Regions from separate parts of the Homo sapiens genome. Here regions 2 and 3 are each linked to region 1. Evidence: chromatin contacts called from ENCODE Hi-C or POLR2A ChIA-PET data. All regions are on one chromosome and are shown on one strand. The core of a region is the stretch at or near the end of the contact, and the rest is flanking DNA. Distances in the headings are between cores, read along the strand shown.

The links. A loop is a pair of places that touch in the nucleus more often than their neighbours do. ChIA-PET counts read pairs that join two places held with the same protein, here RNA polymerase II (POLR2A). Pooled maps may share reads with other maps.
Region 2: a loop to region 1 is called in a pooled map, with 4 times the contacts of the local background. The contact joins the enhancer-like site here to the promoter of SLC25A33 in region 1. A Hi-C loop is called at or near these places in 1 of 50 pooled maps. POLR2A ChIA-PET finds 5 or more read pairs at or near these places in 3 of 52 experiments (A673 and activated CD4-positive, alpha-beta T cell).
Region 3: a pooled map shows a loop between it and region 1 (11-fold over the local background). The contact joins the promoter of KIF1B here to the promoter of SLC25A33 in region 1. A Hi-C loop is called at or near these places in 1 of 168 maps with a recorded cell type or tissue (transverse colon) and 8 of 50 pooled maps. POLR2A ChIA-PET finds 5 or more read pairs at or near these places in 3 of 52 experiments (K562, T-cell and activated naive CD4-positive, alpha-beta T cell).

What each region holds. Positions count from the first base shown.
Region 1 is chr1:9,537,780-9,541,419 of GRCh38, forward strand. SLC25A33 (solute carrier family 25 member 33) reads left to right here and starts at 1,686. Exons shown (of 7, transcript NM_032315.3): 1 at 1,686-1,968. The coding sequence starts at 1,913. RefSeq lists silencers at 1,442-1,961, 1,982-2,341 and enhancers at 1,451-1,745, 2,412-2,541, 3,567-3,640.
Region 2 is chr1:10,508,874-10,512,513 of GRCh38, forward strand. All of the region lies in intron 2 of PEX14 (peroxisomal biogenesis factor 14), which reads left to right. Among named protein-coding and RNA genes, the nearest start is that of PEX14, 36 kb to the left of the region's middle. RefSeq lists an enhancer at 1-483. Within about 2 kb of position 2,103, at least 19 of the 41 ENCODE cell types and tissues checked have a DNase peak (open chromatin) inside an H3K27ac peak, as active enhancers do; they include A673, where a contact is called at or near this core.
Region 3 is chr1:10,208,180-10,211,819 of GRCh38, forward strand. KIF1B (kinesin family member 1B) reads left to right here and starts at 2,391. Exons shown (of 49, transcript NM_001365951.3): 1 at 2,391-2,699. RefSeq lists silencers at 1,612-1,906, 1,993-2,072, 2,103-2,622 and an enhancer at 3,524-3,640.

The sequences.
Region 1 (3,640 bases), core at 436-2,935:
TCAAGTCATCCACTCTTCTCAGCCTCCCAAAGTGCTGGGATGACAGGAGTGGGCCACTGTGCTGGGTTTTCTTTACTTCTTTTTCTCAGATATCTCATGCCCTAGTATGGCTTCCCCTTCTCCTAGGCCTGGGAGCAATGGCTTTAATAGTAACCACTGTATTTGCATTTTGGAGGACTGCTCCTAAGAGCTGTTTTTATTTAAAGAGTCCCAGCAATCAAATACAGATTGGCTGGCTAGCTCCCACGTTTCCACACAATTCCCTCCTACTTAAGCTCTCTATGTTTACACACAGGACATCTAACTGCTTGTTCTGGTCAAGGTACAGCTTTCCGGAGCTCTGAGAGACGGAAGAGAAAGGGTTGGTACGTTCTGCAGGTGAATGGTGGTCTGCTGAGAGAGAGACAGACAGAGAGACATAGTCCAAGGTAACAGGAAAGCTTCTGGCACTGGTGCCTGTGCAGTCAGTGGTGTCACTGCCAGGACAGGAAATAGAGGTAGAGCAGGTTTGGGGGAGGGGAAGAATGATAAGTTCAATTTGGGACCTTTATTCATTAGCTCCTTGGGCATTACTAGGTGGCAGGTACTGTGTCAGGAACAACTGTGAACAAAAGAAATAAGGTCCCTGCTCTCCTGAAGCTTACATTCCTGTATGGGAAGGACAACTTAAATAAATCAACAAACTAACTGCAGAAGCCCTGGTTCTATAGTCGTGTGACAGACTGCGCTGCAAAGGCGGCCAGGAAAGTCTCCATCTGGGGGAGACCTGGAGATTAGAAGATGTCAGGTTGAGTATGACAATGACCCAGTGACATAGGCTGAGAGAAGCAGTTTGGATATCTAGGTCTGGGCTGGAGATGATCAGAAAAGAAGCAAAAAGCATACTGCAAAATATACGCAGCATATACTACTACTTATAGGGAGATCAAAAATCCACATAATGATAATGATTATTAATTATTTGAGACAGAGTCTCGCTTTGTCGTCCAGGCTGGAGTGCAGTGGCAAGATCTTGGCTCACTGCAGCCCCCGCCTCCCGGGCTCAAGCGATTATCCAGCCTCAGCCACCCAAGTAGCTGGGATGACAGGGGTGCGCCGCCTCGTCCGGCTAACTTTTGTATTTCTAGTAGAGACACGGTTTCGCCGTCTTGGACAGGTTGGTCTGTAACTCCTGGCTTCAGGCGATCCGCCCGCCCGCCTCGGCCTCCCAAAGTGTTGAGATTGCAGGCGTGAGCCACCGTGAGGGCCTCACTGATTATCTAAGGCTGTTTAGATTATAGATTTTTAGATTATGTTTTTGTTTCCCTAAACGGGGTGGTGAGTACAGAGGTGTGAGATGTAACACGTAATTTGTACACCTTTTGCACACGTAAATATCACAAAGTAAACTTTTAAAATAAGGCAAGGCCTAGGGCCTCGCGAGGCTTCTCTGAGGAGCGAGGACCAGTCAGTCACAGCCAGTTTCCACTGCCTCCACGCTCCGGCCTAGGCCAGCCCCTCTCCCCAGTCATTCGCTCGGGGCTGGCTCCGCCCCAGAACTGCGCAACCTCCCCGCCCACATCCGCGTCCTAACCAATGAGCGCTCGAAATTTGGGTCCACACCCCCGTCACGCCCCGCCCCAGACTCGCGCGCCCGTGACGTCACGGTCCGGCCCCCGCCACGTGACGGCCGCGCGCCGGGCTCTAGCTCCCCGCCGGGCTCGCGCCGCAGAGGCCGGTGAGGCGCCGGCGGCCACGCCGCGGAAGGCGCGGGCCGAGCAGAGCCGGGCGTTGGAGCCCGCGCGCGCATGGAGGCGTTGCCGGCAGCCCCCTGAGGGCAGCGGGGAGACAAGACCCGGCGACCTCGCGCATCCCTCGAGCCGCCACGCGCTCTCGCCACCGGGCGGCGACGGGCCGCGGAGCCGGCGCGGCCATGGCGACGGGCGGCCAGCAGAAGGAGAACACGCTGCTTCACCTCTTCGCCGGCGGGTGAGTTCCCGGGCCCAGCCGCGCGCGCCCCACCGCCTGCGGTCCCCTCGGCCTTCGCCCCGGGCGCGGCCCCAGCCTCCCGCGGCGGTTACCGGCCTTCCCCGGGCTACGGCGCCGGCGCTCGGGAGGAGGAAGTCCCGGCGTCGGGGACTGGTGGGCAGGGCCGAGGGAGGGGGTCGGGCCTTCCTCACCCCTACGTCCTGACCGCAGCCCCGAGGGCGGCTGTGCCCCGCCGCCCGTCCTCCCCGCGGCGTCCCCAGCTTTTCCCCATTCTGAAGAGTCAGTGGCCGGTGAGTGGTGCTCGGCGGCGGTCCAGCCTGGACGCTGTGGCGCGGCCCCCCCTCCCCCGCCCCCTTCTCCTGGGGCCTCTCCCGAAGCGCAGCGCCTCAGAGCCCGTGGTAGGATCGCTGATGCTCGGGTGTGCCCGAGGTTCCTCAGGGCAGCGCGGGAGGTCATCCGGACGGGCAAAAAGGTCTGCGGACGTTGGACGTCAGCAAGGCCTGGGTGGTGCTGGTGAACGGTGATGCTTGCGGCCACACGCGGGGTGGCTAAGCCAGGGACCCGAACTCATATGAGGTCTGGAAGGTGTGTTGAGACACTTCTCGCCGGCTGGTAGACGCTTCCAACGCCAGAGACCGCAGAATTGTAAGGTGTTCCTTGTTTTGAAAGCTGCATTAGGTCTATGGTCAGGCACCTTTTTTCCAGCGGAGACAATGCATTTTTAGGAGGTTGAGTTCTGCGGTTAGGAAGGGAGATGGTACCCCTCGCCACCTCCCCTTGTCACCTCCCGCCGAGAATAGAAGGTAAAATATTTTTGAGTATTAGTAATTTTCTTTTTTCCTTTATCACAGCCGGTGGCTTGGGGTCCTTTCGGAGTCTTACAGATATTTGGAGTATTAATTTGAGGACCTCATCGGCCTGGCACAGGAATTTTTGAGTGTAGGATATTTTGCATAAAATAGTTTATTCTGGGATGATCATCTTGGCTTGAGTAGTTGCAGCCTGGATTCCTACCTGGATATGTTCCTTACAACAAACAATGGTTGAGAAACTTATCTTGGAAGATGACTGATGAAAGCGTCCCTGAGCTTTTTTTGTACTTGTATTGTGGGCAGTCACCAGGTTACTTTAACCAAAAACTTCGGTGGGTCTTCATAGATTGGAAGAGTTTCTCATTCATCTCTTCCCTGTCATTCATTCCCTTGCAACCCTTCCCTCCATGTCTCCATTGAGACTTCCTTTTTTTTTTTGAGAGGGAGTCTTCCTCTGTCGCCCAGGCTGGAGTGCAGTGGTGCGATCTTTGGGCTCACTGCAACTTCCGCCTCCCGGATTCAGGCGATTCTCCTGCCTCAGCCTCCCGAGTAGCTGGGATTACAGGCCCCGCCACCAAGCCTGGCTAATTTTTTTTTTCTTTTTTTTTTTTTGAGACGGAGTTTCGCTCTGTAGCCCAGGCTGGAGTGCACTGGCGCCATCTCAGCTCACTGCAAGCTCCGCCTCCCGGGTTCACGCCATTCTCCTGTCTCAGCCTCCCGAGTAGCTGGGACTACAGGCACCCGCCACTACGCCCAGCTTTTTGTATTTTTAGTAGAGACGGGGTTTCACCGTGTTAGCCAGGATGGTCTCGATCTCCTGACCTCGTGATCCGCCCGCCTCGGCCTCCCAAAGTGCTGGG
Region 2 (3,640 bases), core at 853-3,352, 970 kb after region 1:
GGAAGGGTGGGAGTTTCCATCCAGCTCCACTGCAGAGAGTGGCATTCCTGAAAGACAAAGGCATGCCTCCTTTTTTTTTTTGAGACGGAGTCTCGCTCTGTCGCCCAGGCTAGAGTGCAGTGGTGCGATCTCGGCTCACTGCAAACACCGCCTCCTAGGTTCACGCCATTCTCCTGCCTCAGCCTCCCGAGTAGCTGGGACTACAGGCGCCCGCCGCCACGTCCGGCTAATTTTTTTGTAATTTTTTTTTGTTGTTAGTAGAGATGGGGTTTCACCATGTCAGCCAGGATGGTCTCAATCTCCTGACCTCATGATCCGCCTGCCTCGGCCTCCCAAAGTGTTGGGATTACAGGCGTGAGCCACCGCGCCCGGCAAAGGCATGCCTCTTAACCTCACCTCTCCAGCTCTCTGTTGTCTGAAAAATGGCAGTTAATAGAATTTGTTAATAAACAGAAGAAATAACGAGAAATAGTGGCACATCATTTGACAGTAAGGTGGTTTATAATTTCTGTTTATCAAATGATTCTCATTATTATTATTTCTATTGGATTTTTGAAGAATTCAGCCTGGTCCCCAGAGCCCCATTTGTAAGGCATTTTATTTCTTTATAATATCTAGAAATAACTTCAGTTCCAGTGAAATCCAGATCTGTGGTCCCATCCCACTCCCCAGCCCTGGTTCTCTCCCCTTCCTCTCTGCTTGTCTTCTGTGACCTCAGCGGGCTCCATCAGGTGGGGGTATCCCCTACTGACCAGACTGGCAGAGCTAATGCCGGCTGGAGGAACGCTGCCGTGTTTGTTTTTGCAGTTCCTGGATTTGGTTTAATGTACAATTGATTTTTTAAATGTATTTAATCATTTTTTTCTTACCTCTTAAGGATTAACCTGCACAAACCTCATTTTATCCTAAGTGTGGCTTTGGGAGGAAGGGAGGAGAAAATTGAGTTTCTCCAGCTTATTTTATTCTTTTACGCTTTATTTTCCAAATGGCTTTTCCTGCCGAAGCAGCTTTGTATAATACAATGTATTTTCGTGGCCATTACTTACTCATTACTAACTGGTCTCTCCTGCTTCCCTTTGTCTGTGAACTAAATACAGGGGGCCTCAAGATAATTGGTAGCTCCATCACTGACCCACCAATTATAGATCAGCAGGGAAGGCAGCCCAGGGATGGTTTGTGGTTGGCACAGGCTGCCCACCTAGAAATGTGAGTTATTCTCTACCTGCCACCAAGTTGGGCTTGACTAGATCGATCCTTTCCTAATTTTGGACTTTGGCATCTCTAATTGCATCACACGGCTCCCTGGTTTACAGGTTTCAGCCTCATTTCATCCCTACACGTGCTGCTGGTGTCTTTCTTAGTTCATGCCTCCTTGGCATGTCTACAAAGTATTAATTTGCAGAGGTTTTGTTTGTATTTTCCTTTGAGGTTCCCTGGTGCCTAGAATGGTTAGATGGCAGGCTGCAGATAAATAATTCTGTTGAAACAGCAGGTTTCTGTGCATTTTTGTCTGGTGTGTCCAAGTAAAGGCAAGTCTTTGTGGGCACCATATTAAGCCCCCTTTTTGAGCATTTATCTGATTTGTGTTCCAGCTTATCTACTTTGCTCTGGCATGGAGAAGGAAAAGTCCCATTTCCTGCTAGGCTGCCAGGCACTTATGTAAGACTTTTAGGTGCCAAAGTAGGAAAGGAGTCCCTGTGTTGTATGGCCGTATATATTTTGCATGTGTGTTTCCTGGCTGTTTGGCACCTAGGCACTTTGCTAAGCCCTGTATGGGTTGGGCATATACCGTATTGCTCAGCTCCTGGCAGAAAATAGGCACTCATACATATTTGTGGAATGAGTGAGTGTGTGTGCTCACTTATGTGCGATGGAGATGATGAGCCAAGGAGTTGGATTGCACAGTTGCTGCCTGGCGTCCTGCTAGGAACTTAGGGTGCAACATTCCCACTGGGCCACACATATGCCGATGTTCAGTGGATGACTGCTACGCAAGCAACATAAAGAGGCCATTTTATGAAAGGGAACATCAGAGGAAACATTATAACTGAGACCTTTATAGCCTTTCCATTATTATGGTTTAAATCTTGACAGTCTTTATTTGCAATGACACTGGGACCAGTAAAGACAATGCTCACTCCCACCTCCTCGTTCTCCACATCCTGTTCCGTAGCTGTGGTGCACCGATAGGCATCGTTAAATGTGCAGGCAGCAGAGCTGCTGGTTTGTCTAGAAACAGCCCCTTTTGACTCAGAAGTTGGAACCCAGATGACTCACCATTCTATTTGTTTTATTGCAACTGTCATTTCATAAAATGCCCTGACAGCTTTAAACTGTAAATGCCAAAGTGAGGTTTTTGTCTTTTTTATTTTGTTATCTCCTGTTTTTTCTAATCTTTTATATTTCTATTTTCTCCTTTCTTTTCAGACTTATTTTCTCTTTCATTACTGTCTCTTTCTCTGTCCCTCCCTTCCTTCCTGCCTCCCCCCTTTGATGACTCTAATGGCATGAGTAGTTGAAGTGGTTTTTGCTAACATCATGGTGCGTTCTTTCCAGCTTTAATGCTATCTGATTGAGCGTGTCTCCCCTCAGATTTTTGTGTAGGGTTTAGAAATGGAAATGACCATGCACATCAGAGTTTAAATTTTCCTAGGAAAGTCTGCCATGAACTGTAGGACCTATAACTTCTAGAGATGGAGGGACCCCTGACATCTGTGGACTATGGACTCCTGACTTCTGTGGACTCTAGAATTTATGACTTCTGTGGATTGTGGGGCCTCTGACTTCCATAGACCGTGGGACTGTGACTTCTGTGGACCCAGGGACCTCTGAATTCCATGGACTGTGAGACCTCTGACTTCTGTGGCCTGTGAGATCTCTGACCTCTGTGGCCCGTGGGACCTCTGACTTCTGTGGTCTCTGGGACCTGTGACCTCTTTGACTTCCAAGTCTTCTGTGGACTGCAGGACCTCATCAACACGTGTATTGCCAGAAGAGAGGCTTGATTGTGTTAACCTGTTTCTCTCCAGAGGTGTCACATACTAGAATTTCTGCTCAGTCTTATGGCTTAGGTGGGGTGTTGAGTCTAAATATATATATTTTTTGAGACGGAGTCTTGCTCTGTCACCCAGGCTGGAGTGCAGTGGCATAATCTTGGCTCACTGCACGCTCCGCCTCCCGGGTTTACGCCATTCTCCTGCCTCAGCTTCCCGAATAACTGGGACTACAGGCGCCTGCCCCCACGCTCGGCTAATTTTGGTATTTTTAGTAGAGACAGGGTTTCACCATGTTAGCCAGGATGGTCTCGACCTCCTGACCTCGTGATCTGCCCTCCTCGGCCTCCCAAAGTGCTGAGATTACAGACGTGAGCCACCGTGCCTGGCCCAAGTCTAAATTTTTAAGGACTAGAGCTCTCAGACCAGGACTTTCTGGATCTTTTTTTCTGATACCCAACACTGTGGCACTTGACTAAGTCACCTGATTGATGACATGAGCATTGCTGGGTGTTGAAACACCTGGCCAGGGAAACAGAGACTTCTGTGGATTCATCCAAAGGATGGCAGACAGATTGTGGAATTTTAATGAAGGTGGGGTGGATCCCTGATGTTCGCCTGCTTTGAAGCATAGCAGAATCCCAGCA
Region 3 (3,640 bases), core at 1,141-3,640, 670 kb after region 1:
TCTGTCAGAGAGGCAAAAGGCTTATGCAGAGTGGGCTGTTTGGCCTTGGATCCTGGAGCAGCCTTCTTTGCCTTTATTGACCCTTCTGTGCCTTCTGTGTGCCCTTTGGCTAGCTTCTTCTCCTGCCAATCACAATCACACCCTCTTCACTACGTTTTTGTTTTAAATTTTATTTTATTTTTTGTTGAGACAGAGTCTCACTCTATCTCCCAGGCTGGAGTTCAGTGGTAGGATCTCAGCTCACTGCAACTGCCGCCTCGTCCACCTCCCGGGTTCAAGTGATTCTCCTGCCTCAGGTTCCCAAGTAGCTGGTATTACAGGCGTGCCCACCACGCCTGGCTAATTTTTGTATTTTTTAGTAGAGATGGGGTTTTGCCATGTTGGTCAGGCTGGTCTCGAACTCCTGACCTCAAGTGATCCACCCGCCTCAGCCTCCCAAAGTGTTGGGATTACTGTCGTGAGCCACCGCGCCTGGTTCTTCACTACGTTTTAGATTCTTTTTAGATTGTGCTCCATTGAGAGCTCAAGCAATACAGCCACCCAGGTTTTCGTAACTCTCCATGGCGCTCACCACAGTATTTACGCAAGGAGGTCCACGCTATGATGAAGTGGTGTCTACTGTTGAATTGATGAGTTCCTCTTTATTAACCTACTATAGTTTCATTTTACTCTTAGCCGTCAGGAAGCTAAGAGCTGAGTTCTGTGCTCAGTGGCAACATATTTCCTTGACTATGGATTTTTAAAATATTGTTTTTCTGGCCGGGCGCGGTGGCTCATTCCTGTAATCCCAGCACTTTGAGAGGCTGAGACAGGTGGATCACCTGAGGTCAGGAGTTCAAGACCAACCTGACCAACATAGTGAAACACCGTCTCTACTAAAAATACAAAAATTAGCCGGGCGTGGTGGCAGGCACCTGTAATCCCAGCTACTCGGGAGGCTGAGGCAGGAGAATCGCTTGAACCTGGGAGGCGGAGGTTGCAGAGATTTGACATCGTGCCACTGAGCTCAGCCTGGGCGAGAGTAAAACTCTGTCTCAAAACAAAACAAAAAAATTTTTCTTTCTAGGCATGCCTCTCATTCAAACAGCTTTTAAAAAGTCTCTTGCTTGTTTCATTATTATGAATTTTACGCCTATTTTAAAGCTATACGGTTTCACTGCTGTATGCTTTAGTGTAAGCTATGTCAAATCCTTTTGCAGGTAGGTGGAGCTTAAATTCTATAAAATGAGACGTGATCAATAAAAGCGGATGAAGAGTCTGAGGACTTGAGTGGTGGTGGAGATTTTCCAGAATTATTAGTGTAGAAAATTAATTTCGATGTTTTAGTGCATATGCTTGTACATAATACCTTTTACTCACAATAATACTGTATTTAATTCAGGGGAAGACATGTGATTTTACTTTCAATGTCTGCTAGTAAATAAAAATAATTCACAACCTTATAAAGTAATAGTGCTCGGCCTGGGCCTGATAATTGAATATATTATCACTGAAGATTATATTTTGTTAAGTACTGAATTGAACAGTTTCTGAACAGTGAGATTTTTCTTTCCAGCTGAATCTAAATCTGATTTTAAAGAAATCACTGCTCGTGCTTTTGTGTCCTCCGGGTTTCTAACTTCCACTCTCCCTCCTTCAAGGGCATCTCCCAGAAGGGGGCTGGGCTCGTTAACTCAGGGACGGTGCAAAGCGTTTGTTCCTCTCCTCACAGCCCTTCCGCGGTCTCCCAAGGAGACAAGTGGAATGCCCACCAAGTCATGCTTTTCCATTACTCATTCCGCCTTCTCTCCCGAGGTGGCGCGTGGGAGGTGTTTTGCTCGGGTTCTGTAAGAATAGGCCAGGCAGCTTCCCGCGGGATGCGCTCATCCCCTCTCGGGGTTCCGCTCCCACCGCGCCGCGTTCGGCCGGTTCCGCCTGCGAGATGTTTTCCGACGGACAATGATTCCACTCTCGGCGCCTCCCATGTTGATCCCAGCTCCTCTGCGGGCGTCAGGACCCCTGGGCCCCGCCCCGCTCCACTCAGTCAATCTTTTGTCCCCGTATAAGGCGGATTATCGGGGTGGCTGGGGGCGGCTGATTCCGACGAATGCCCTTGGGGGTCACCCGGGAGGGAACTCCGGGCTCCGGCTTTGGCCAGCCCGCACCCCTGGTTGAGCCGGCCCGAGGGCCACCAGGGGGCGCTCGATGTTCCTGCAGCCCCCCGCAGCAGCCCCACTCCCCGGCTCACCCTACGATTGGCTGGCCGCCCCGAGCTCTGTGCTGTGATTGGTCACAGCCCGTGTCCGTCGCGGGCGCCGGGGCGGATACGAGGTGACGCGCAGAGGCCCAGCTCGGGGCGGTGTCCCGCGCCGGCGACTGCGGGCGGAGTTTCGCGAGGGCCGAAGCGGGGCAGTGTGACGGCAGCGGTCCTGGGAGGCGCCCGCGCGCGTCGGAGCAGCTCCCCGTCCTCCGCAGCCGTCACCGCCGGCCGTCGCCGCGCCCTGGCCTCCCGCACTCGCGCACTCCTGTCCGCCGCCCACCGCCCACCTCCCACCTCGATGCGGTGCCGGGCTGCTGCGTGATGGGGCTGCGGAGCGGCGCCCTGCGGCTCGCGGCGGCCGCTGCTCGCGCTGAGGTGCGTCGGTGCCCGGCCCCCCGCGCCCCCGCGCGCCGCGGCTCCTGTTGACCCGGTCCGCCCGTCGGTCTGCAGCGCGGCTGAGGTAAGGCGGCGGGGCTGGCCGCGGTTGGCGCCGCGGTCGCGGGGTTGGGGAGGGGGCCGCTTCCGCGGGGAGGAGCGGCCGGGCCGGGGTCCGGGCGGGGTCTGAGGGGAGGTAGCGCGGGACGGGCGCCGGGTGCGGGAGCCTCGCCCTCGGGGGAGGGGACCCCTCCCTAGGCCAGCAGCGAGTCCCGGGCCGGCGTCCAGCGGTCGGCTGGGGCCCCCGCAGTGCCCTGCACCGGCCCTCCGTTTCCCCCGCGCTGCCAGGCCCCGGCTGTGCCCAGCGCTCTCCAGACCCGCCGCTGCCTGGCCGTTCCCTGGGCTCCGCGCACGTTGCAGCCCGGGGGGCGGCTGTGCTTCGTTTGAAGCCATCGTTTCTCATTTTCCCTCTCCCCTTTCCTCCTTTGTGGTGGGCATCGGGCTTCGGCTGGGAATGTGGTTATGCCCTTTGCCAGATGGCGATAGGAAAGGTCATCGCTTGGCGCTGGGGGAGCCGAGGGCTCGAGGCCTGGAAAGAGGGGTGCGATAGGAAGGGAGGGGGCTTGTTGGATGCTGGCCAGGTGTGAGGAAGGCTGGTGTGGTCTCGGCATTCAGCCGACTGGGATTACTCGGGCAGCCATATTGGGAGGATGATCTGACAAATCCTTTAGGAGCCAAGTCCAGTTGTTGGAAGGCACCGAGTGACAGCCCTGGCAGCTTTCAGGGTGACTGGCCAGACCAGAAGCCAAGTTGTGGGGGTTGGGAGGCTGCTTGAGCAAGCTAGTCATTGTTCATGCAACACAAAACATTCCCGCCCCTAACGCCAGAATGGAGCTTCCAGATCCCTTTTTTTTTTTTTCCTTGATTGCTAAATGAGCTTCCAAGGTAAACTGCCTTCAAGATTCCATTCTTGTTGGGGTGAAATTCCGTGTTTCTCTATTCATCTTCTGCGTCCAGTGCGGGGGC